2 separate regions of the Homo sapiens genome follow, and region 1 is linked to region 2. Evidence: read pairs that join two places in POLR2A ChIA-PET (ENCODE). Cell type or tissue: PC-3. All regions are shown on one strand. Links, peaks and the distances in the headings refer to the core of each region. The heading gives the core; the rest is flanking DNA. Region 1 overlaps PAPLN (papilin, proteoglycan like sulfated glycoprotein). Region 2 overlaps PSEN1 (presenilin 1).

What was found. Peaks named below come from ENCODE experiments on the same cell type or tissue, not always from the same donor. Only the 100,000 strongest peaks of a DNase experiment are listed, where the experiment ranks them.
Region 1: POLR2A ChIA-PET joins it to region 2 with 5 read pairs; 3 of 35 experiments call an interaction of 5 or more read pairs at or near these places.

The regions. Positions count from the first base shown.
Region 1 is chr14:73,258,013-73,274,855 of GRCh38, reverse strand. It overlaps PAPLN (papilin, proteoglycan like sulfated glycoprotein), which reads right to left. Exons shown (of 27, transcript NM_001365906.3): 15 at 15,797-15,877; 16 at 15,311-15,587; 17 at 14,027-14,147; 18 at 13,562-13,700; 19 at 12,029-12,506; 20 at 11,074-11,211; 21 at 10,521-10,645; 22 at 10,130-10,268; 23 at 9,349-9,486; 24 at 8,228-8,355; 25 at 8,025-8,133; 26 at 6,133-6,299; 27 at 233-2,361. The coding sequence ends at 2,192. Among named protein-coding and RNA genes, the nearest start is that of PAPLN-AS1, 20 kb to the right of the region's middle. RefSeq lists enhancers at 14,582-15,267, 15,268-15,955. In PC-3, for the core only: a CTCF peak has its summit at 8,088 (motif pointing right); no DNase peak of the experiment used is centred there; H3K4me3 peaks cover 766 bases.
Region 2 is chr14:73,185,053-73,193,052 of GRCh38, reverse strand. It overlaps PSEN1 (presenilin 1), which reads right to left. Exons shown (of 12, transcript NM_000021.4): 6 at 6,133-6,200; 7 at 189-409. Among named protein-coding and RNA genes, the nearest start is that of PAPLN, 48 kb to the left of the region's middle. RefSeq lists an enhancer at 7,293-7,911. In PC-3, for the core only: no CTCF peak of the experiment used is centred there; a DNase peak (open chromatin) is centred at 4,452.

The DNA of each region.
Region 1 (16,843 bases), core at 3,295-11,294, 79 kb before region 2:
TAAATCAAAATTTTAGTGGGGCAGGGGGACCCCCCAGGTTGTGTTTTTTTTTTTTAAGCTCGCAATATGGTAAAGTTGAGAACCACTGGCCTAGAATGAGTTTTACCTCTAATCTTAGCCCACTATTCTGTGACTGGTTCTATTAGAACTAGTTAGCTGCTAGCTAACCTCAAACTTACCTTCTGATGTGTTTATACCAATAGGCCAAAATCTGGTTTAATTAAACTGGGGATTTCAAAAAAGTGGCCTTTATTTTCCAATTTCTATAGCAAAACCAGCCATAAGTGAACATGGATGCTCTTCAATATTTTTCCAGTATTAAATGAAAAAAGACCTCTGCCCCAGCCCACATTTCCTTTGTTGAATGAGTAGAGAAGACTGAGAAGTATCACTCACCCGTGATGTGGTTTGTCCCTTTTCCAGCCAGTGTGTTGGTAATAAAAGTCACCTTTCAGAGCTTTGGTCCCTGTAATGCCCGTCTTTCCTGTGTCCAGGAATAACCTTTGCTACTAGGCAGTCCTCTGAAAGATTTGTAGAAGGTTAAAGTGGAAAGGGACTTGGAAGCTCATAGAATCCATGCCTCTTCTTTTAGCATCAAGGAATTAGAAGTCCTGAGAGATGAAGAATGTTGTCTTCCAACTCAAACCATTTCTGAAGCCATTTCCCTGTTACTGCATTGCCCACAACCCTTCCCCATTGCTATCCTCATCCTGCTAATGCTGTTTTTAATGACTGACAGTCTGATTTGTCTTTGGCAGCAAACATTTTGCTTCACAGATTCCTACTTAAGGAAGAGAGGGGCTCCTCATTGTCACTGTACAGAGCAGGCTGGTCAGCTTTACACAGGTGTCAGATGAACCGTCACAGCCAGATTTGCATGTTGGCCTCAGGAGGGCTTCAAGGTCCAACATCTCGACGTAAGGAGCGTTTCCAGTTCTTTCATGCTCAGATAACAGTGCTAACTGCAGCTGTTTCATCCCAAATCCCTATTTGAGGTCTTAACATCTATTCCATTTTGCCAACAAGGGTTATGCTGTTAACCCTCTGCACCAGATTTAGAGCTGACTGATGCACTGCCTAGAAGGGTGAGAGAGACTAGAGCAATGAACCATCGCTGATTTTAGCACAGAATACTTCCCTGATACAGCAGGACTTGGCATGCCCTTTAGAAAACAAACAGGTGTTAACTTTGAAATCATTACACATCTCCCTGCCCAGCTTTAAATTAAGTGGAACCCTGACAGCTAGCTTTAAAACACATTGATGGGCTGGGCACAGTGGCTCACACCTCTAATCCCAGCATTTTGGGAGGCCGAGGCGGGCGGATTACCTGAGGTCGGGAGTTCAAGACCAGTCTGACCAACATGGAGAAACCCCGTCTCTACTAAAAATACAAAATTAGCCAGGCATGGTGGCACATACCTGTAATCCCAGCTACTCAGGAGGCTGAGGCTGGAGAAGCGCTTGAACCCAGGAGGTGGAGGTTGCAGTGAGCCAAGATCGCACCATTGTACTCCAGCCTGGGCAAGAAGTGCGAAACTCTGTCTCAAAAAAAAAATAAAAAAAATGCATTGATGGCTGGGCGTGGTGGCTCATGCCTGTAATCCCAGCACTTTGGGAGGCTGAGGCGGGCAGATCATCTGAGGTCAGAAGTTCGAGACCAGCCTGGCCAACATGGTGAAACCCCATCTCAACTAAAAATACAAAAATTACCCAGGCATGGTGATAGGCATCTGTAATCCTAGCTACTCAGAAGGCTGACACAGGAGAATCAAGAACCCAGGAGACGGAGGTTGCAGTGAGCTGAGATCGCGCCATTGCCCTCCAGCCTGGGCAACAAGAGTGAAACTCTGTCTCAAAAAACAAACAAACAAATGCATTTAACTATTCCTGTGTAACAAATTATAAAGGGAAGCTGTAAAGTAAAGGTTTTTCTTATCCAAACAGATTGCTCTTCTTGAAAACAGCAGCCTGTGGTTATGTCAGAGATGCAAACACTGCTGAAGGCTACAGAGAGAAGCTGGTAACTGGCTGCCGTTGAGGCTAAACACTGGGTGGGTTTTTGAAAGAGCTAATGTATTCCAGAAGATAACTCCCTTTGCCAGCCAGAGAGAGGAAGCCAAGAGTCCATCTTCCTTTCTCCCTAGCCCTATGAACTATTTTGGACTGGGGCTGGAACTAGCCTTCATCCCTACTGCCAGATGGGCTGAGCGTGAGGCTGGAAACGTGAACAGCTGGCACAGCAGAAGCTGGAGTAATACTCATTGCCACAAAGCTGGGCCTGCAGGATCAAATCACAGTTGGCCAGCTCTGGCTGGTCGACGCAGTCCCTGCCAGGGTCCCTGGGCTGGGCGGTGGGTGCTGCAGAACGACAGGGGAGAGAGAAGGTGGTGAGGAAGCTCTGTGTATGCTGAAAATTCTCACCTGCCATTTCATTTCCTTCAAAGGAACACAGCATTATAACTGCCAGATTGAAAACGAAGTGCACTTACCCTGTAACCTTTTAACCATACGTACAAACTCTATGAGGGATGATGATTTCTACCTGTTTCTTGGCCTCACTTCAACATGCAGTGGTCCTCCCATTATTATTTGTGGCCTCAGCCCACTGAATAGCTCTTCCTAGACTCCCAAATATTTATTGACTGGATAATTAAACATCTCTTGAAGTTAACTCCTTATGTTTGAGACCTGAATTACTAAATGACAACTGTTCTTGCCTCTGGATTGGGAGAGCAGGTAGGATCAGCCCCAAGTAAAATTTTGAGTTAGCAAGAGCTCTTATCTTTTCCCTTTCTCTGCTGGGTTCCTCCAACCATCAAAGTTTTGTCCCTTCAATATCACCAGCTTATCTTAGTCACCTGGGTCCTCATCCTTCCAGTTTTTCACTTTCCCCAGAGGAAGCAATGCATATTAGACAAGGTAATAGGAAAACAGTCCTGTTAACGGTGGCTCTAATACTAACTACACTGAGAACAAAGCAAAGCCCTTGTTTTCTCTCCCTCTGAATTTACTAGGAACGTCTGTATCTCATAACTCCCTATTAAGTTTCATTCAGCTGGGTGTGGTGGCTCATGCCTGTAATCCCAGCACTTTGGGAGGCCAAGGCGGGCGGATCACGAGGTCAGGAGTTTGAGACCAGCCTGGCCAATATGGTGAAACCCCATCTCTACTAAAAATGCAAAAATTAGCCAGGCATGGTGGCGTGCCCCTGTAGTCCCAGCTACTCGGGAAGCTGAGGCAGAAGAATCGCTTGAACCCAGGAGGCAGAGGTTACAGTGAGCTGAGACCACACCACTGCACTCCAGCCTGGGTGACAGAGCAAGATTCTGTCTTAAAAAAAAAAAAAAAATTTCATTCTACTGCTTCATCTCTCTTCTGGAAGGGGTTCTTAAAACTCAGCTGACTTAGACCAGAGTGGTACCTTCCCTGAAGTCAGACCTCAAGCAGCCAGAGAAAGCTTATCTTTCTCTCTCCCCTTGTTTACTCACAAAATACCACTAAAAGACTGTACCTAGCAGCGAACAACCTTACAAACGTTTGGTATATTGGTATAACCAGACTATTACCTACCTAAATTTATATAGATAACAAAGCCATTAATGCATATTGTTTCTAAAAATCTGTAACTTTGGTATCAACTCTGAGCTGGTACAGCCCAAGACCCATCATAGTGGGAACTCAGCATAGTGATTAAGCACACCAGCTCTGGACCCATACTGCCCGGGCTCAATCCGGGCTCTGCCACTTGCCAGCTGGGTAACTCTGGGCAAGTTGCTTAAGCCCTTTATGCACATTTCTTCATCTGTGAAATGGGACTAATAACAGCAACAGCAACCTACTTCACAGCGATGTTGAGAAGTCCTCCCAGTAGAGCTATGTCCCTTTTACCTCAGCCTGACCACCCCAAGGCCTCCTACCCTGGTGCTAACACTGAAATTCAATGTGCCACCCAACCATGAGTAGGGCAGGGTCAGGCAGCCGCACACCGTATGACCCAACAAAAAATGAACAGGTGAGAGCAGCCAGCAGAGGACCGGAGGAGAGTGGCCAGACTGAGGCCATGTCTGTCCCATCTGGGACACACATCTCAGGCCATTTCAGCGTGGTGACCAGGTATCAGGCAAGTTTCTCATTGTAGTTTGGTTTTCCATGTAATCCCATCTGGAGCTAATCGCAAACATAATGTCTAGGTCCTCTTGACAGTTCTCTCACTGTGAATCTGCATTTTGCTTTGTCACACAGCCTTGATTTGGTTATTATGTAGACAAGGTCAATTTTCTGGACATGATACAGGTGAAAAGTAGTCCCTGGAGTGTGGTGCTTTCGCCAATGTAACTCCATCATTGTGCAGGCAGGCACTTAGTCACCATGTATCTGAGTGTCGCGGCTTTTGTAGCTGGGTGAGCAGGAGGGAATGGAGGGAAGAACGAGTTTTAACGCTCCCGTTCACCGAGCTGCGAGCGGCGGGAACATTTGTCCCTGTAACACCCCCTTGGGGCTCCGCGGTTGCTGGCATCTCCGAGTTTTCGGGCGCCACCATGTTCCCCTTGTCTATACGTTAGCACCCAGTGCGGAAGCCGCCTGTGCCGTGCGCTGAGCGCGGGGCCGCCACGAGTGCGGGATCCGGGTCAGCGGAGCGCAGCCTGCCCGGCCAAGTGGGCGGAGCGAGACGGTGGGCCGAGCGAGGCCCCGGACAGAGGTCAAGGCGGCGGGCTGGCGAAGCGGCAGGAAGGAACCCTGTAACCCTCCCTCCCGCTCGCCGAGCAACAGGTGAGAAAAAAGCCGCTGGACAACATTTCCAGCCACAACATGAGCACCTAGTGATGCCAAGCACTGAGCTGGGCCCTGGGGAGGCGATCTCTAAAGAGATCATAGACAGGAAGCCGACAAGTCAGTCCCACTCACAAAGCAACATTTCAGCCAGACCTTCAACTTCTAGTACTGGCCAGTCTCCACCCTCAGCCTGGCAGCCAGGAAGCAGCCAGGCCTGCCCCTCTGAGTGTAACCGTGCTCCTGGCATGGCGCTGCAGCCCTGATTGTCAGGAATGCCCAGAAGACCAGGCAGGAAGGGCCCTGGCACCTCCGAGCCTGGCATACTCCCCCAAGGTCTGTATCAGGCCTGTGAGAATTGGCAGCTTGGCCCGAGGTACCACTCTGTCTTCAGTCCCTCCGTGAACAAGAACCAAGGACACAAGGAAGCACAGGCTGGGGGACGAGCAAAGCCCTGTCCCCCTTTCCCTCCTGCTTATTTGAACATATCTCTTGTAAGTGTGAACTCTGAACCACAATCTGTTTCATCAGTTCTGATATGCACTTATTTTCACATCTCTCAAGTTGGTTTGCATCCTAATTGATGGTATCAGAATTGTGTCGTTTCACTGGCAGCATTTTTTTCTTGGTACAAAAATAATGCATCTTACAGGCAATTTGGATTTGTTGAAGTATGATAGAGTAGTAGCTAGAGGAGGTAAGGCTACAATATCAAATATCAAATGATGCAAGTAAGATTCCACTTAGGTACAAGTATAGTAATTTCGTGGGGGTAAAAAAAAAAAAACATGGGGAGTCAAAAGACATGGGCTCTAGTCCCAGGTAGGCCACATTTGCGGTGTGACCGGTGGAAACACCACTTACGCTCTCTGCATACCTGTCTCATTTGTAAAATGGTGATGATAATCCCTGCCCTTTCCTTTCTGGGTTATATGGTCAAACGGCCATAAAGTGGCCAGATTTTAGTGGTTTAGAGTGGATTAGAGTGGACAGATTTTAGTGGTCTGCCTTAAGTTTTAAGTTTTATAATGAAATTCCAGTCAGTCATATGTCTCAAAATCGGTGAGTCTGAATGTCCTGCATGCATTAATGTCTATTAAGCTATCTCCAGGGGCCCAGCAGAGCATCATTTCCTTCATCTCCACTACAGCCCTCTCAGGTGGTGGAGCAGCCCCACTGTAGACGGGAGGAAAATGAGGCTCAGGAAGGTAAGCCCCTTGCCCCAAGTCACACTACCAGCAACTGGCAGGGTGAGCCAGGATTCAAACCAGAGTCCCTCAGACTGCAGAGCCAGCCCTTGAGAACCAGTAAATCTACTGGGGAATGTCCTTCCCATCCCCGGATATAGACCTTTCCTACCTGGTGAGACCACCTTCACCTCGGTGCTGCGGCTGACTGCCTGGCTCCCCTGGTAGGCACTGCACGTGTAGGAGCCCTCATCCCTGGCCCGCAAGTTGTAAATGAGCAGCGTGCCATCTGGGGACTGGTGGACACGGTGGCCATCAGCCTGCACAGGTAGCCCGTTCCTGGAGGAGAGAGGACACTGGGAGAGCCATCAAGGGCCTCTGGAGGTCTGGGAGACAGAGGGAAGAGGTAATCAAAGGCCATTCCAGAGCCAACCGTTCCCACCCCTTGAGAGCAAACAGGTGGAGGACAGGGAGAAATCAAGAATGACCAAGGTTTCTAGGTTGGGTTACTGGGTGATGATGGTGCCCCTCCAACCTTGGGAGATCCAAGGCTGGGGTGAATGGCGAGGTTGTTTTCTGCTATTTCAAATTTGGGGTGCCTGTGAGATAGCAGGAGGCCTCAGATTTGAAGTCTGGAGCTCAAGAGTCCAGACCCAGATAGTGTGTCAGCATCGCACTGACGCAGCGAAGTGCATGTCTATGAGGTGGTCCAAGTCACACGGGGAGAAACCAAGGACAGGCCCTGAGGCACAGCAGAAGACAGTAGTTCCTGGAGCAGAGGGAAGGGAGAATTTCAAGAAGGAGCATACGGCAAGCAGAACGACACTACAGGTCACGTAAAGACTGCAAGGTGTCCAGTGGAGTTAGGGAGAGAGGCAGTGACCTTGGCCAGGACAGTGTCCTGGAACAGGGGCTGACATGCGGCCCCACTGCAGGCCCTGAGAAGTGAGTAGGGAGATGAACAGGCAGAGGCAACCAACATGGACAGCTGTAAAGGGGACACTATGTCAGCATAGGGTCTGCAGGGACATAGAGGCTCAATGGAAGGTGGTTGTGAAGAGGGGAGTTCTATGCATGTTTGCTGCTGGAAAGATCCAGGAGAGGCCAACATGGAGAAGCAGGCCTGACAGGCTGATCAGGGGATGGCTGGACTGAGCACACCAGTGGGGACACCTCTAGCGGCTCCCACCGCCTTCCCTGGGCTCAAGGCCACACAAGACACAGATGCCCTCCGCAATCGCGTCACCTCTCCCAGCCAGTGCACAGGCCGGTTCCTATCCTGGTGTCCTTTCTCAAATGCCCACCTTTGGCACTTGCTGCTTCCTCTACCAAGAACATCCTTTGCCATCCTTAGCTATTAAGGTGCAGCCAAAGTCATTTCCTGGCCCTCTTCCTTGACACTCCTCTGTGCACAGACAGCAGTTGCAACAAAACACATCTGGAGCTCCTGGGACACTGGGCCATCTGCCCGGGAGTACTCTGGGGGCTCAGGTGACCCCAGGATCCCCAGAACCTAGCCTAGTCCTGACACATTACAGGGAAGGAGGAGGCAAAAAATGGCTGCTAAATGAATGGACAAATATAAAACCAATTGATCTAGGGTAAAAGACCACCAAAGTCCCCAAAGCTGAGTGTAGTCCAGTGGTTCACAGCTCCAGGAGAGATTTTGCCACCAGGGGACATTTGGCAGTGGGTCTGGAGCCATTCTTTATTGTCATGACTTTGGGGAGGGTGCCCCTGGCATCTAGTGGGTAGATGCCCTGGATGCTGCTAAACATCCTGCAAAGCACAGGACAGCCCTCAGCAACCAAAACTTACCAGCTCCAAACTGTCAGCAGTGCTGAGGTTAGGAAACCTTAGTGTAGCCCAACCAGCAGAGAGCCAGTGGCCCTACAGAGCTTTGCTCTGTAGGGATGAGGGTGCTGCAGCCCTCTCCCCTGGCACCAGGCCTGGAAGCCGGAATGGAAGCAGTGGTGACAGTGACATCCCTGGCAGAAAGGTGGACACCCACACCTGAGGTTGTGAAGGTCTGGGGACAGGGACAACTTGGAATAGAGCCTTTACCTGGACCACCTGATGTTCACACTTTCTCCTGCTACCACACACAATAGCCTGGCCGTATCACCCTCTGGCACTGTCACAGTAGGGGGCAGTCCTGAGATTGTCAGCTCCCCTGGGCACAAGGACAAGTCATTGTCAGCCACTATGAAGATCCTGCCCTACCCATGCCACCTGACCTCAAAGGCCACTCAGGACTGCCACTTTACCCAGAACTCTGAGCTGGACCCATCGCTGGTCTCGGTCCTGCCCATTGAAAGCGACACAGGTGTAGAAGCCGCCATCTTCTACAGCCACTCGGCTAATGACCAGGGAGCCATCAGGCTGCAGCTGGTGTCTGGGGACCAAGTACAGCCAGTTGGCTCCAGCCCAAGGAGCCTCCCCTCTCCTCCAGCTCCGTCCCTCGAGCATGGGGTCAGGGAGGGAACACAAGGTCTTCTAGGTCCCTGGTGAGAGGCTAAGCATCCCCTAGTGTTTGGTGGGGTCTGACAGAAGGACCATTTGGCCTCAGACTTTACACCTGCAGCTGCTGGCGCTTTCGGTGGTGCGATCTCAGCTCACTGCAACCTCTGCCACCCAGGTTCAAGCAATTCTCCCTCAGCCTCCCGAGTAGCTGGGATTACAGGCATGTGCCACCACGCCTGGCTATTTTTGTATTTTTAGTAGAGATGGGGTTTCAGCATCTTGGACAGGCTGGTCTTGAACTCCTGACCTCGTGATCCACCCCCGTCTCGGCCTCCTATAGTGCTGGGATTACAGGCGTGAGCCACTGCGACTGGCCGAAAATGTCTGGCTTTTAAGCTTAACTGTATAAACCATTTCAAGTTTTCTGATACAAAATTTCGGTTTGGGTTTCTAGTTTTTGCTATACTCATTTAATGGGCTCAAATACTGGTTCTGCTGCTTATAAGCTGTGTGATGTTAAGCTTCTGTGTGTAAAATGGGGGGAAAACAGCACCTGCTCAATATGGCTTTTTTGCAGGTCACGTGATAGAGCACAAGCCTCATACTCAGTGCCTGCTCAGTAAAGGGTAGCCATTATGGTTATAGCTGGGAATGTGTTCTGACTCCATTTTCTTCTTCCGTCATCACCTCTGTTAGCTGGCCTCTTATTTCTGTCCACTAACCACATTCTGGAAAGGCCCAGAGACTCAAATGTTAGCCAACCCAAGGAGCCCTTTGCCCAGCTGCTCCATCTCTCAAGAGGCCCTGGAGTCCGGCTCAGGACTGGCCATGACCATGCGCTAGCAGCTCCCTTCCCCGGTGGCCTCCATAGGATAAGGTGGGGCTGGAGGCAGAATAGGAGGAAGGGGAGAGGAGTCAAATAAACCTGGGAGAAGAGACAGGCTGCCCATCTCTCTGCCACTCGATGGCTGGGGGCGGGAAGCCTTCGGCACGGCAGGTCATCCGGATCCGCTGGCCTGGACTGGCATCCACCACCCGGGGCTGGTTCTGGTCCAAACGCAGCCTGCCAAACAAGCAGCCCACAGCATGAGGGGCCCTTGCCGTTGCCCCCGCCTACTCCCATGGGCACCTCTGCACAAGCCTGGTGGCCCCTTCTCCCTCTCCAGCCAGATTCAGCTTCCTAAAATCCCCTGCCTTGTTCTGGTTAGGAAATGGTCAATAACTACCTGGGGTGAAGTCTAAAGCTGCCTCCCCGCCACTACCACTCCCTGCCCCTCCACCACAGCTGGCCAGACACACCCACCAGCCAGGATCCCCATCTGTCACCCCCCACCCTGCACATTTGCCACTAGGTCTTTGAGTTGGGCACCCCCTCCGGTCCTCCACACCCCCTCTGTAAACTGAACCATTCCTCAAGGCCAGCTCAAGACGCTCCTCAAAGAAGCCGGCTCAGGCCCTCTAGCTGTGTGTGCCCTTCCCTTCCTCAGTTCCTGAGTCCTGAGCCTGTAGAACTGCACCGTTCCCAGAAGCTTCTTCCTCAAGAGGCCCAGCTCTGGGAGCCCTGTTTTTCTAGGCCTGGCCTCCCAGAGCCCTGAGCAGGGGCTGGCAAGGCCTGGTCACAGCAGACGTTCCCCTCCTTATCCACTGAGACCCCCGGCCCTGGCCCTGGCGTGGGGGAGGGCAAGATGGCATTGCTGAGTTCTTACCTGTTTGCAGGCTGTGGGTGTGAAGAGGGGATGGCCCCCAGGGGCCCAGCAGCCCCCGCTTGGCCAAAGTCCTGAGCTGGGTCCCTGGGCTGAGGGAAGCGGCTCAGCTCAGCCTCAGACAGCACGGCCATGTCACCCCCTGTCATGAGGCCAGGAGAAACAAGGTGTGAGCTGTGAGGAAAAGGGAGTGGAAGGAAGGGCGGGCCATGAGACCAGCAGGGACTTACGGAGAAATGAGGGCCACAGGGTGGTCCCTGCCAGCAGGAGGAATTGACTCAGAGAGACACCCTGGGCCCCTCTAGCGTGAGGCAGCCCTCGGTCAGGCTCCCCATCCTGGCCTTCCCACTCGGGCCCCTGAGAACGCACTGGTGGATGGGGTGGGGACAGAGACCTATGATGCGAAGTTGGATCTTCTGGGAGTCGCGGCCTGGCCGGGTGCTGCCACAGCTGTAGGTGCCCGCGTCCTCTGCCTGCAGGGGGTGGATGATCAGGGATCCGTCGAACTGCAGCCTGTGCCTGAGTGGGGTGGTGTGGGAGGACATGAGCTCTGGGCTCCCAAGGGCAACAGTGAGTCTTCCCTCCGCCTCGGTGCTCGTGCCAGAGGGGACCAGAGTCTACAGAGCACCCTCCCACCCCAAGTGAGGCTGGGGGAATATGCTTCAGGGGAGGCTGTCACACACACCTGTCAGCGGAGGTGGAGGGAGCTGTCACGTGAACCTGTCAGAGGAGGTCGGGGGGCTGTCACACACACCTGTCAGAGGAGGTCGGGGGGCCGTCACACACACCTGTCAGAGGGGGTAGGGGGGCTGTCACACACACCTGTCAAAGGAGGAGGGGGTCTGTCACACCTATCAGAGGAGGTGGGGGAGCTGTCACACACACCTGTCAGGGAAGGTAGGGGGGCTGTCACACCTGTCAGAGGAGGTGGGGGGACTCTCACCCACCTGTCAGAGGAGATGGGCTGGCCATCTTTCTGCCAGGCAGCCTGGGATTCCGGGGCAGTGTCGTCTGAGCAGGAGAGCCGCACCAACTGCCCCAGGGCTGCCTGCACCAACGAGGGCTCCACACCTGCCAAGCTAATCCTGGAGAGGTGGGAAGTGAGATCTGCTGACTGGCATGAGCGCCAGGACCAGAACCACCCTAAGCAGTGTGTTCCATGACAGACAGCTTGGGGCCCATCCTGTCACAGGCACTTTTGGGGCTAGAGGGTCCCTATGGGAGGCAGAGCCCCAGAAGCCCATGGATTCAGGAATCTACCCTCCCCAACCTGCCCCCGGCTCCCCCAAGCATCACTGCCTCAACCTGTTCTTGTAGCAGCAACAAGGTAGGTGCAAAGCCCAAGGGGTGGGGAGAGGTCGGGAGGGACGGCACACACCAGGTTCATGTGGGGGCTAAACTACACGCTCGACCCATGTGGAACACAACGCTTTTAATTTTGTTTTTAACCTTCCCAAATCCTTCATTAATATGATCCAGTCCCAGGAGTCATCTTGACCAGAACCCACACCTGTGAGGTATACAGGGCAGAAGGTAATGCCACCATTTTACAGGTCAAGAAACTGAGGCTTGGAGAAGTTGGGTGACTTGCCAAAGGTCACGAAGCCAATAAACTTTTCCAGCCAGACAGGCCCCGGGGTATACTGGCGAGATCTGATGGAGAACCCCGGAGCCACCATCTGCACAGATGTCTATTAGACATCAGAGTAGCCTCAAGTCTCTGAAGCCCCAGCTTCTCCATCTGTAGAATGATGGCAACAAGGCCCACCAGGCAGGGCTCTCGGGAGAAACAGAAGTTAGGGATGGGGAGGGAGGGCCGGCTGACTTCAGGGGTTTAGCTCCAACTGGCATGCTCCTTGTCTGGGCGTCCTAACCCCCTCACCTGGGGAAGGTGGGCCTCACCTGTAGGAGGAGCTGTGGAAGGGTGGCGCTGGTGATCCGGCATCTCCACCCAGTCCAGGGGCCCTGGACCCAAGCTCCTGCCCCCATGGCCATTCTCCAAAGGCCTGGGTGTGGGGGGCCTCCCCTGGCCCAGGCTGTTGGTCTTGCCGCCAGAGACCACCAGAAGGCCAGGGCTTTCTCTGCACCGCGGCCCCTGTCCTGTGCTGGCTGGGTTCCTGCTCGCCTGCAGGACTGCTGCCGCCACCATCCGTGTGGGTGCTCCTTCCAGAAGCCCCAGGCTGGGGACGACGGGGCCCATGGAGAGATCCCTGGCAGCTGCTCATGCACTCTTGCTCCGAGGCAAAGTTATTGGCATTGCCATGGCAGCCGCCATACCAGAAGCGGTTACATTGGCCCACAGAGGCAACGAAGTACCAGCGGGCAGCCCAGTCTGCGCAAGAGCCATGGGCACTGGGCAGCAGGCACCGCACGGGGTAGGCTGCAGGGCATGGGTGTGATATAAGTCACTGAGGTGCCCAGTACTAAAGCTGCACCCTCCATCCTCTCAGCCTCCGACTCAGGAAGCAGGCCCTTCCCCACTTATAAAGCATGTCTACACCCCTGTCTGGGGGCCTGACCTGGCCCTGGGATCCAGGATGCTTCCACCAGAGTCTGTCCACTGTGCAGACCTGCCCCCGGCTGGTGCCACAGCAGCCTTCACCCACAGAGCTAGAGCCTCTGGGAGGTCAGGGCCAGGGCTCCCTGGGCCGGCTCCCTTGGACCTTTGGCCTTCCCTGCCACCAGACCACCTGAAGTCACATGCAAAGTGAGCCCAGAGGGTGACCCTGCCTGCTTAGCTTGTGATAGGGACACAGACCTGAGCCACCCAGGGCGTGTGAAGATGCCCAGCAAGGGCATGCCCTTGTCCCCAGGATGCTGCACTGACTGGCCACTGAGCCCACCTCCAGCACCCAGCCTGCCATTCCAGCAGCCCTCGCCAGCATGGCCTGACCCATCTCTCCACATTTAGACATGACCATGGGTGCCTCCTGCGAGCCCTGACCACAGCCCTAGCCCGGCTTTTGAGGTCCTCGTGATGGTTCCCAGCAGCTCTACTCATTCATCCAGGGCTGCAACCTCAAAGACCTCCCTGACCCCTACCCTCCCTCCAGCACTCAGCTCCTGCTACTCCACCCACATTCCAGGCAGGGTCAGGGCACCCCTGCCCATCCCGGCACTAACTGCCCTGCACTGGCTCTGCCTCAGAAGGGGCTGACTCCCAAGCACGAGACTGCCTCCCAGGCCCTTGGGATCCCCACCTCCCACCCTCCCCAGTTCCCAGAAGCAGCCAGAAGGCCACAGGTTCAAACTGCTGGATGCGAGAACACTCTGGCACTGCTCTCTGGCCTGGCACCTAGCAGGCAATCAACATTTGTGGTAGGAATGAATGAATAACTGAGCTGGTAGGAAGGTCTTTGGTCCTGGGTGGGGGCTGGAGGCATGGTGGGAGCAGAGTCTACCCATCGAGAAGGAGGAGAGGGGGTGTCCACTCACCATGGCTGGGCTGGCCCACACAGCCTTCCCCAAGAGGACCGGCTGCAGTGGCCACGTTGTCATAGCAACAGCCAAACTGGGAGCCCCGGCACTCACTGGGCTCATTCTGCTGGGCCTGGGGCTGGTGGGTGTTGTGGACCTGGGGAGGAAACCCATGATTGGGAAGTGGGCAGTGGATCTGGCCATTGTTGGGGACTCTGGGCTGCCACGGGGAGGATGGCAGGAAGGAGGGGCCAGAACCCCAGCCCAGGGGAGACCAGAGGCCAGGAGAATGTTGGATGAAACCCCTGATCCACCCCAGGCCCATCTTTGAAGCCCGGTGCCCTCCAGAGGATGACCCAGGCCAGCAGATTTGCAGGGACCTCCTTTCTCCGAGGCCAAAGCGGCAAAGATCCTGGGTCACAGTGACACTGAGCAGGCTCACGGGCTGGCCCCCTGCTCCCCTCCCCCAGGCCAGACACTTACTGTAGAAGCCACTGCCCTTGACCTGGGCATGCCCCCGGTGCTGTCACCACCATACGACTTTGTGCAGCCAGCGTGATGGGGCCCCTCAGCGACAGATACCCTGTCAGGGCAGCACCCGTACCTAGGCAGACATCACACAGCCCCTCACTGCCCAGCCTGCCCCCACGCTCCCTGCATCCCAGGACCCAGGCTCTGAGGCTCCCCATGGTGGGGGCTGACAGGGTGGGGACCTGGGGGGGAGAGGACGTGTCCCCGTGTGCAGGGCAGGCCATTTTGTGTGCCGCAATCTCTGCCTAAATCCACCGACTCTTAGCAGCTACCAGGGAGGGCAGCCGTAACACAATAAATGGTGGCTGTACCCCTCATAACTGGCAGAGCCTCAGTTGCACAGCCCACAAAACAAAGAAGGGGGATGTTCATCTGAGCCTGACCAAATGTCAGTTCACAGCGGGGGTTACAAAACAGCAGCAGATGGGAGACAGGGCAGAAGAGGGGGTTCAAAGGAACCCACCATTTACTCCACACCCACCCACCAGGTGCCACGAGGCAAGGTGAAAGGAGGGAGGGTGCCCGGCGCCCTCTCTGTGCCAGGCATGCTGTGATGCACTTCACCCTCACAGGAACCCCATCACGATTGTCATCATTCCCATTTCTCAGAAGAGGAACCCAAAATCAGAGAGGTTAAGTCACGTGGCCCAAGTCACCCAGCACATAGCCGGTGAGTGTCTGAGCTGGGAACTGCCCCCAGGCTACTGGCCACAAAGTCTGGGCCCAGAAGCACCTGGTCTCTGAGACAGCACACTGGGGATGCGTTCAGGGCAGGCCATAGAAGGAGGAGGGGCAGAGGGAGGGCACCTGGCAGGAGTGGGATGACTCGGACCCATTCCATAAGGCGGGAGTGGCCGGGGCTGTTAGGAAGATTGTGAGGAGTTGGTTGGCCCTCGTCTAGCCTTTACCGTGAGTTCCCTGAGCCTGGTTAGATCTGAGAGCTAGAATCGCACCCAGAGCCTTCTCGGAGTCTCAGGCTGTGTTTCCACACGCTGACACTCTGCAGTAAGGTGGGGGTTTGTGTCCCCACTTGGCACATCAAGAAACTCAGCCACAGGAAGCCAAGTCCCCAAGATCTCATGCTCAGGGCAGCCCAGGGAGGAAAGCTTGGGCATCCTATTCCTGAGCTCTGCACACCCACCCCAGCCCTCTTCTGATCAGAGATGTTGGCCCACCCACGGGGTCCCACCTTCCCTCTTTGACGGGGGAGGAGGAAGACCTGTCTCCAGCACCCACCTGCTCTGCTGACAGGGGGCCCCAGGGCAGCCTTGCCACTGAGGCCCGAGAGATGCCGTGTGGCCATCGGGGCAGCACCCGTGAGGACTGTGTCTGCAGTCGTGGGGCCCTGAGCCCGACCGCAGGGGTTGCTGGTATGGGGGCTGCTGCAGAGAGGGAGCGGGGCCCAGGGCTGACAGGTGGGTGCCTTGGTCGCCCCTGGGGTCACCTCGTTCTCCCCTGTGGTCACCCCTGGCTGAGGGGTGTTCCTGGGCTGCCCACCACTGGCCTCTGGAGTCTAGAAAGAAGAAGCAAAAGACACACAGTGCGTCCACCTGGCTCCTCCCCTCCACCCCTGTCCACGTTGGACCCACCTTCCTCCGTCCCCTGGACCATTCTCCCTTCCACCATGGCTGCACCCAACTGTGACCCCCACACCCCCATGTACCATCCACTCAGACACAAAAACTACAGGGCTCTGAGTGGGGGACGGGACCAGGCTCTCACCTGAGGCAGGGGACTCCTGAGGGCCCAACGGCATCCAGGGGTTGCTGGCAGGGGTGTGCACATCCTGCATGCTGGGGACCTCTGCAGGGAGCCGGGAGGTCCATGTGGGACGGAGAGGGAGGAAGAGAGGATGGACCTGAGCTGTGGCCAGCCCTGCCCAGCACTGGCTTCTACCCCACTGCCCAGGCAGGGCCTGGGAACCCGAGACAGCCCAAGGGAAAAGGAGCATGACCCAGGATTTCAAAAAATGCCCAGCCACTCTTCAAAAGTCTCCAGTCACACAGAAAATGCTCATCTTTTTTGAGACAGGGTCTCTGTCGCCCAGGCTGAGATGCAGTAGGGTGATCATGGCTCACTAAAGCCTCAACCTCCTGGGTTCAAGTGATCCTCCCACTTCAGCCCCCTGAGTAGCTGGGACTACTTTTTTTTTTTTTTTTTTTTAGAGATAGGGTCTTTCTATATTGCCCAGGCTTGTCTCAAACTCCTGGGCTCAAGTGATCCTCCTGACTCAGCCTCCCAAAATGCTGGGATTATGGGTGTGAGCCACTGCACCTAGCATGAAAAATGCTAATCTTACATGTTCAGCAAAAAGTACCAGCTATAAAATGTGCACGTGTTATGATCCCAGCCACATAAAACAAAAAACAGAACATACTTTTTTAAAAAATTGGACTGATGAAAGGCAAACAATCCAATTAAAAAGTGGGTAAAGAACTTACGCATTTCTCCAAAGATGATATGCAAATGGCCAACAAACACGTAAAAAGATACTCAACATCATTAGTCATCAGGGAAATGCAAATCAAAACCACAATGAGGTCCTGCTTCCCACCCACTAGGATGTCTATAATCAAAGAGATTGAAATAATGCGCTAAATACCACCAACCTGTACACTTTAAAAGGGTTAACTGAATGTAAATTTCACCTCCATAAAAAAATTCCATATTTAAAAAAATTGGATGAATAGACAAAGGGATAGAAAGACACTAGATAATGAGCGAAGCACGGGCTCCCGCCCGCAATCCCAGCACTTTGGGAGGCCGAGG
Region 2 (8,000 bases), core at 1-8,000:
AGGCATGAGCTACCATGCCCAGCCGAAATCTTCAAATGAAAAAGTTACTATAGCTAATTAATGATTTACTGAAGAGTTATGGGATGTACACGTTACCATTTTCTCTAAATCAAGATAAAGAGATGAGGAAAGAAAACACTCCAGTGGGGCATTCCTGTGACAAACAAATTATCAGTCTTGGGTTTTACCATATACTGAAATCACAGCCAAGATGAGCCACGCAGTCCATTCAGGGAGGTACTTGATAAACACCAGGGCCATGAGGGCACTAATCATAATGAGATATGCCTGCTGGAGTCGAAGTGGACCTTTCCAGTGAATGGAAATCATTCCCACCACACCAAAATTCCAGATCAGGAGTGCAACAGTAATGTAGTCCACAGCAACGTTATAGGTTTTAAACACTTCCCTGAAAAAAAATTACACAGATTTTAAAAGATGTACAATAATTTTCACCAAAACATTATTTAGAATAATGTGATGGCTCCCAAACATTAGATATTAATATCCCACCTTTATAATTTTACCATAACCTATATCAACTGTGCTATTATTTATTTAATACTTCCCTTTAAATTAATTTACTCTTTTTTTGTTTTTGTTTTTGTTTTTGAGCCAGGGTCTCATTTTGTTGCCCAGGCTGGAGTAAAGTGGTGCAATCACGGCTCACTGCAGTCTTTACCTCCGGAGATCAGGTGGTCTTCCCAGCTCAGCCTCCTAAGTAGCTGGGACAACAGGTGTGTGCCACTATGCCCAGCTAATTTTTCTAATTTTTTTTGTACAGATAGGGTTTCAACATGTTGCCCAGGTTGGTCTAAAACTCCTGGGTTCAAGCAATCCACCCGTCTCAGCCTCCCAAAGTGCTGGGATTACAAGCATGAGCCACGGTGCCTGGCCAATTAATTCACTTTTTTCCCTCAAGTTGAACAATTCACTTTTTTTTTCCCAAGCTGAACTTTTTCTTAATAGGAAGCTCTGTATCATTCATATAAATGGGAAACCAGTTGCACAGGCCATAACTATAAAAATGAGTACGAAGAGGAAAAAAGATCATATCATACCTAAAATGCCATACTATACTTTGGGAAATATTAGTTTAAAACATCTGAAATTAGAAAAAATTAAACATGTGCTAACAAATTTTATAGCTAGGACATAAATTTTCATACAATGAGATTTAGCAGTCATTAAAAATAGATATATGCAGGCTAGGCACAGTGGCTCACACTCTAATCCCAGCAATTTGGGAGGCTGAGGTGAGAGGATCACTTGAGGCCAGGAATTCCAGACGAGCCTGGGCAACACAGTGAGACTCTATCACTACAAAAAAATTTTAAAATTAGCTAAAGTTGATGGCACATGCCTGCAGTCCCAGCTACTCAGGAGGCTGGGGCAGGAAGATAGCTTGAGCCTGGGAGTTAGAGGCTGTGTGAGCTATGATCACACTACTGCACTCCAGCCTGGGCAACACAGCAAGACCCTAAAACTAAAAAAGAAAAGAAAAAAAAAATATATGTACGTATTTTGGAATTTCAAAGTGGGAGATAAATCATTTTTCCAGACAGTATCTGAAACCCAAAGTTTATGCTTAAATAAAGGTGTGCTTTCTTTCACCTTCAAAGCGGGAGAAGAATCATCATACACACACACACACTTATACATACACATATATACAAATACATTTTTTAATACACACATATAAACATGGAGTATAGGCATAACACACTGTTGCTTGAAAAAATATAGGATCCCATTTATGATCCCATTTATGCAAAGTAGTGTGAGAGAAGAGTAGATGAGAAATTGATATATTAATTCCTGAAAGGATGACAGGACTTATCTTTAGGTGGTGGGAATCTGGTCATTTTTCTTCTTTATAATCTTATATAATGTCTTTTTTAAAAAAACAATGAATGTTAAGTATTTTTATAATGAAGAAAATGCTATTTTAATTCTGGGGAGGCAAAATCCACCATCTAACAACAAAGAGATTGCAACTGTAGAAGATGCCTGAGGTAACTGAGGAGAAAGCAAGCACGCCTTTAGGCATAAACTTTCAGTTTCAGGTACCATCCAAAAAGATGATTCCTCTCCCACTTTGAAATTCCAAAATAGAGTAAACATTGAAATTTCTGGACGATGTAGATATTTATATTAAGCATTTCCAGTATCCTCAAACTAAAAAACAAAAACAAAAACAATCTATTTATTAATCTTTGGCCAGGTAACACATGAATAAGATATAAAATTCACAACAGATACTGTGAAAAGTAGGTTTTCTCCCCACTGTGCCCCATGGTTCCCCTCTTTAGAGGAAAGCACTACTTTTTCTTGAGATGGGGTCTTGCTATGTTGCCCAGGCTGGCTATGAACTCCTAGGCTCAAGCAGTCCTCCTGTCTCCACCTCCAAAAATGTTGAGATTACAGGTGTGAGCCACCGTGCCTGATTGGAAAGCACTACTATTAATTTCATGTACATCCTTCCAGAAAGTCTATACATGTCATATATATACTTTTCTACTTGACACAAATGATAGCATATTTTAATTTTTTTTTTTTTTTTTTTTAAATAGAGACAAGGTCTGACTGTCACCCTGGATAGAGGGCACAACCACAGTTCACTGCAGCCCCAAAGTCCTTGGCTCAAGTGATCCTCCTGACTCAGCCTCCCAAGCAGCTGGGGCTACAGGCATGCACCACCACGCCTGGCTAAGTTTTGTATTTTTTGTAGAGATGGAGTTTCAACCATGTTGCCCAGGATGGTCTAGAACCCCTGGGCTCAAAGGATCCTCCCACCTCGGCCTCCCAAATAGGTGAGATTACAAGTGTGAGCCACCACACCCAGCCTTAAAATTCTCAATAGATCTTGCATATTATCTTTTTTACCCCTCTAAGCTGTCAGTTTATTCACTTAAAATATCTATTTCTTCAGAAGCAGGAGCAGGGACTGCTGGACCTCAGTGTCCCCTGCCTTCCTCTGCACAGCCTGCACTAGCAGCTCTGAGTACAATGTACATAAGGAGGGGTAACCTGAGCTGGAGAGGGCCTGGAGCCACATCAGACCCCTCCACCCCGTTGTTGGCCTACAACTGGCTGTGGATCCAAAGGAAGTTAGAGGCCAGCTCAGTCTACACCTGCTACTGCTCAGTGCCCACCCGGTCAAGGGAGACCAACACATGGTAAAGGTCAAGGGCTTCTTGGAAGGCAGTCAGCAGCCTGTGCAAGATGTTCTCCACACTGCTCAGCTTAAGGGGAGCTGGGGGCAGGACCTCAGCTGGCATCTCTGCTTCACCAGTGTCCAGGGCTTGCACAATTCTTGTTTACTCGTAGATATTTAATCTTTTTTGCTGCTATCATAAATGGGACTTATCCTTTTATTATGTTTTCTAACTAGTTGTTTATGTGAAGGTTATTGATTTGTGTTTTCACTTTATTTTTTTGAAATGGAGTTTCACTCTTGTTGCCCAGGTGGGAGTGCAATGGTGCGATCTCGGCTCACAGCAACCTCCATCTCCCAGGTTCACGCCACTCTCCTGCCTCAGCCTCCAGAGTAGCTGGAATTACAGGCACCCACCACCACGCCCGGCTAATTTTTTGTATTTTTAGTAGAGGTGGGTTTTCACCACGTTGGCCAGGCTGGTCTCAAACTCCTAACCTCAGGTGAACCACCCGCCTCGGCCTCCCAAAGTGCTGGGATTACAGGCATGAGCCACGGCACCCAGACAGGGGACTTTTGTTTAATTTTGTAATCAATTAATTGCCTTACCAAACTTACTTAGTAATTTGAATTGGTTTTCAGTTAGTTCTAAAACAAAGTAAACAATCATTTTATCTCCAAATATTGGTAATTTAACCTTCTTTTCCAAATTATATAGTTCGTATTTCTTTCTCCTGTTTAATTGTGTTTGCTAGTCCCTCCAGAGCAATGCTAGATAATTGGTGATAAAGAAAACCTTCATCTCAGCCAGGCACAGTGGCTCACGCCTGTAATCCCAGCATTTTGGGAGGCGGAGGCAGGTGGATCACCTGAGGTCAAGAGTTTGAGAACAGCCTGGCCAACATGGTGAAACCCCTGCTCTACTAAAAATGCAAAAATTAGCCGGGCATAGTGGCAGGTGCCTGTAATCCCAGCTACTTGGGAGGCCTTGATGCAGGAGAATCGCTTGAACCCAGGAGGCAGAAGTTCCTGTGAGCCGAGATCACACCATTGCACTCCAGCCTGGATGACAGAGTGAGACTCTATCTCAGAAAAAACAAAACAAAAAACAAACAAACAAAAGAAAGAAAAGAAAACCTCCATCTCATTCCTGACCTTAATAGGCAAGCTTCTAGCTTCCCTATGAGGATGACATTGGCCTTTAGAATGAGATGCATACATTTTATAATGTTAGAGATTTAGTTATTTATTTATTTTTAGAGACTGAGTCACCCAGCCTGGGGTGCAGTGGTGCAATCATAGCTCACTGCAGCCTTGAATTCCTGGGCTGAAGCCATCCTCCCGCCTTAGTCTCCCATGCAGCTAGAACTACATGCACACACCACAACTGGCTAATTTATTTTTTGTAGAGGCAAAGTCTTGTTATGTTGCGCAGGTTGGTATCCAACTTTCAACCTCAAGCTATCCTCCTACCTTAGCCTCCCAGAGTATTGAGATTATAAACATGAGCCACCACACCCGACCCCGTCTATTTATTAAGGAATCTGATCAAGAACAGGAATCTTATCAAATGCCTTTTAGCACATACAGAGATGATGATCTAGTAATATGGCAACTTATAATGAACGATTCTGCAAACAAACTCCACTTGGTCAAATGTATTATTATGGCAGGGTGCGGTGGCTCAGGCCTGTTAATTCCAGCACTTTGGGAGGCCAAGGCGGGCGGATCACGAGGTCAGGAGATCGAGACCATCCTGGCCAACATGGTGAAACTCTGTCTCTACTAAAAATGCAAAAATTAGCTGGGCATGGTGGTGCGCACCTGTAGTCCCGGTTACTCAGGGGGCTGAGGCAGGAGAATCGCTTGAATCCAGGAGGTGGGGGTTGCAGTGAGCCGAGATCATGCCACTGCACTCCAGCCTGGGCAACAGCGTGAGACTCAAAAAAAAAAAGTATTATTCTTTTCATCTATTGCTGAATTCTCTTAATATTCTGTTATGCTTTTGAAATCAATAAATATAACCGACCAATAGTTTTCTTTTACTTGATAACTTGCAGGGCTTTAGTTATTAATGTTATGCTGGCTTCATAAAATTAATCTGGAAGCTTTTTTTCTTTTTATATGTTCGGAACACTTAGTATTAGAGTTACCATTCCTTAAAGGTTTAACAGAATTTCCCCATTAATCCACTGGGGCCTGGTACTATTGTTATTTGTGCAGGTGGGGTGGAAACTTCTTCAGTAACTTTCTGTACCTCTTCTTTACTCTGTTTAGATATTCTCTCTTTAGGGGTCAGTTTTGATAATTTTTTTTCTAGAATATCATCCATTTCACATAGATTCTCATATTTGCTTCTTCTGTCTGTGGTTATTTCCCTTAATCCTCTACCAAAGAAATAACTCTCCAATTTATTTATTAGTTTGACTGCCTCTTCGAATTTAAGAGCTAGTGCAATTGTTTACAAACTGTATTCTGCCACTTGAGCTGAGAAAAAGGCCAGGCTGGCACATCTCTGAGCTTCACTATTCTCTTTGACAGACTAGATCCACTTTTTTCTATATTATATATGAAAATTTCATATAAGATTTCATTTGAAAGAAAAAAGAGTCACTGATAAAAAACAATATAGAAGTATGAAAATCAATTATTTTGGTTTTTATACATTCTTAAAACCCTTTCTTAAAACATTCTGATGCACAGACTTCTACTAGAAGACTATATAATCTTCAAAAAGGCTTAGAATTAACTGTAGTCTTAAGTTCTTTCAGTTCTACTTATTATAAGCAAGGAGCAACAGAAGAATGTCTCAATTAGTAATACTGACTAGTCTTTTATATACCAAGTATGACCTATATGTGGAAACAATTAAAACTTCAGAGTAATTCATCAACAAAGTACATGGCTTTAAATGATAGCTACACAGCACAAAGGTAGTTAATTCTGAAAGACAGACCAAAAATTTCACAACTTACCCCAAGTAAATGAATGAAAAAAAGAACAGCAACAATAGAGATGATATAATAAGCCAGGCATGGATGACCTAGAAAAGAAAGCATTTCAATATAATTAACAGGTCCCACAACCCTTAAAAAGTACAGATTTTTTTTTTCTTTTTTGAGACAGGGTCTCACTTTGTCGCCCAGACTGGAGTGCAGTGGCACGATCTCAGCTCACCACAACCTCTGCCTCCTGGGTTCAAGCAATTCTCGTGCTTAAGCCTCCTGAGTAGGTGGAACCACGCGTGCGCGCCACCACGCTAGGCTAATTTTTGTATTTTTAGTAGAGACAGGGTTTCGCCATGTTGCCCAGGCTGGTCTCAAATTCCTGACCTCAAGTGATCCGCCCGCCTCAGACTCCCAAAGTGCTGAGATTACAGATGTGCACCACTATGCCCGGCCCACATCTCTCTTTAAAACAACTTTATAAAATAGTACAATTTGGCAAAGGCCAACAGAATGGCTTTACCTAGATATTGGTACTCCTTGGACATTTGAATATTCTTTTTTTTTTTCTGAGACGGAGTTTCGCTCTTGTTGCCCAGAATGGAGTGCAATGGCGCAATCTCGGCTCACCGCAACCTCCGCCTCCAGGGTTCAAGCAATTCTCCTGCCTCAGCCCCCCAAGTAGCTGGGATTACAGACATGTGCCACCACACCTGGCTAATTCTGTATTTTTAGTAGAGACACAGTTTCTCCATGTTGGTCAGGCTGGTCTCGAACTCCCGACCTGAGGTGATCCACCTGCCTTGGCCTCCCAAAGTGCTAGGATTACAGGTTGCCACCGCACCTAGCCAACATTTGAATATTCTAAATTATATCCAGATACAACAAAGTTGTTTCTGGTGTTCTTCCACAAAAATTTTCCAACATTTTGTTACAAAAATGTTCGAACACACAGCAAAATTTAATTAATTTTACAGTGAACACCCATATATCACCTAGAGTCTACCATTCATATTTTGCAGTACTTGGTTTATAAAATTTCTGTCTAGCTCCTCATCCATTAGTCTTTGTTATTATTAATACATATCAAAGTAAACTGAGAGATCGGGCGCAGTGACTCATGCCTGTAATCCCAGCACTTTGGGAGGCCACGGCAGGCGGATCATGAGGCCAGGAGTTCAAGACCAGCCTGGCCAATATGGTGAACCCCATCTCTACTAAAAATACAAAAATTGCTTCCAACCCTTGACTTGGGACTTCTGGCCTCTGGAACTATGAGAAAAGAAATACATCTTAAAAATTGTTTTAAGCGCTCTCCCTCTCCCTCTCCCTCTCTCTCCCCACGGTCTCCCTCTCCCTCTCTTTCCACGGTCTCCCTCTCATGCTGAGCCGAAGCTGGACTGTACTGCTGCCATCTCGGCTCACTGCAACCTCCCTGCCTGATTCTCCTGACTCAGCCTGCCGAGTGCCTGCGATTGCAGACTCACGCCGCCACGCCTGACTGGTTTTGGTGGAGACGGGGTTTCGCTGTGTTGGCCAGGCCGGTCTCCAGCCCCTAACCGCAAGTGATCCACCAGCCTCGGCCTCCCGAGGTGCCGGGATTGCAGACGGAGTCTCGTTCACTCAGTGCTCAATGGTGCCCAGGCTGGAGTGCAGTGGCGTGATCTCGGCTCGCTACAACCTCCACCTCCCAGCCGCCTGCCTTGGCCTCCCAAAGTGCCGAGATTGTAGCCTCTGCCCGGCCGCCACCCCGTCTGGGAAGTGAGGAGCGTCTCTGCCTGGCCGCCCATCATCTGGGATGTGAGGAGCCCCTCTGCCTGGCTGCCCAGTCTGGAAAGTGAGGAGCGTCTCCGCCCGGCCGCCATCCCACCTAGGAAGTGAGGAGCACCTCTGCCCGG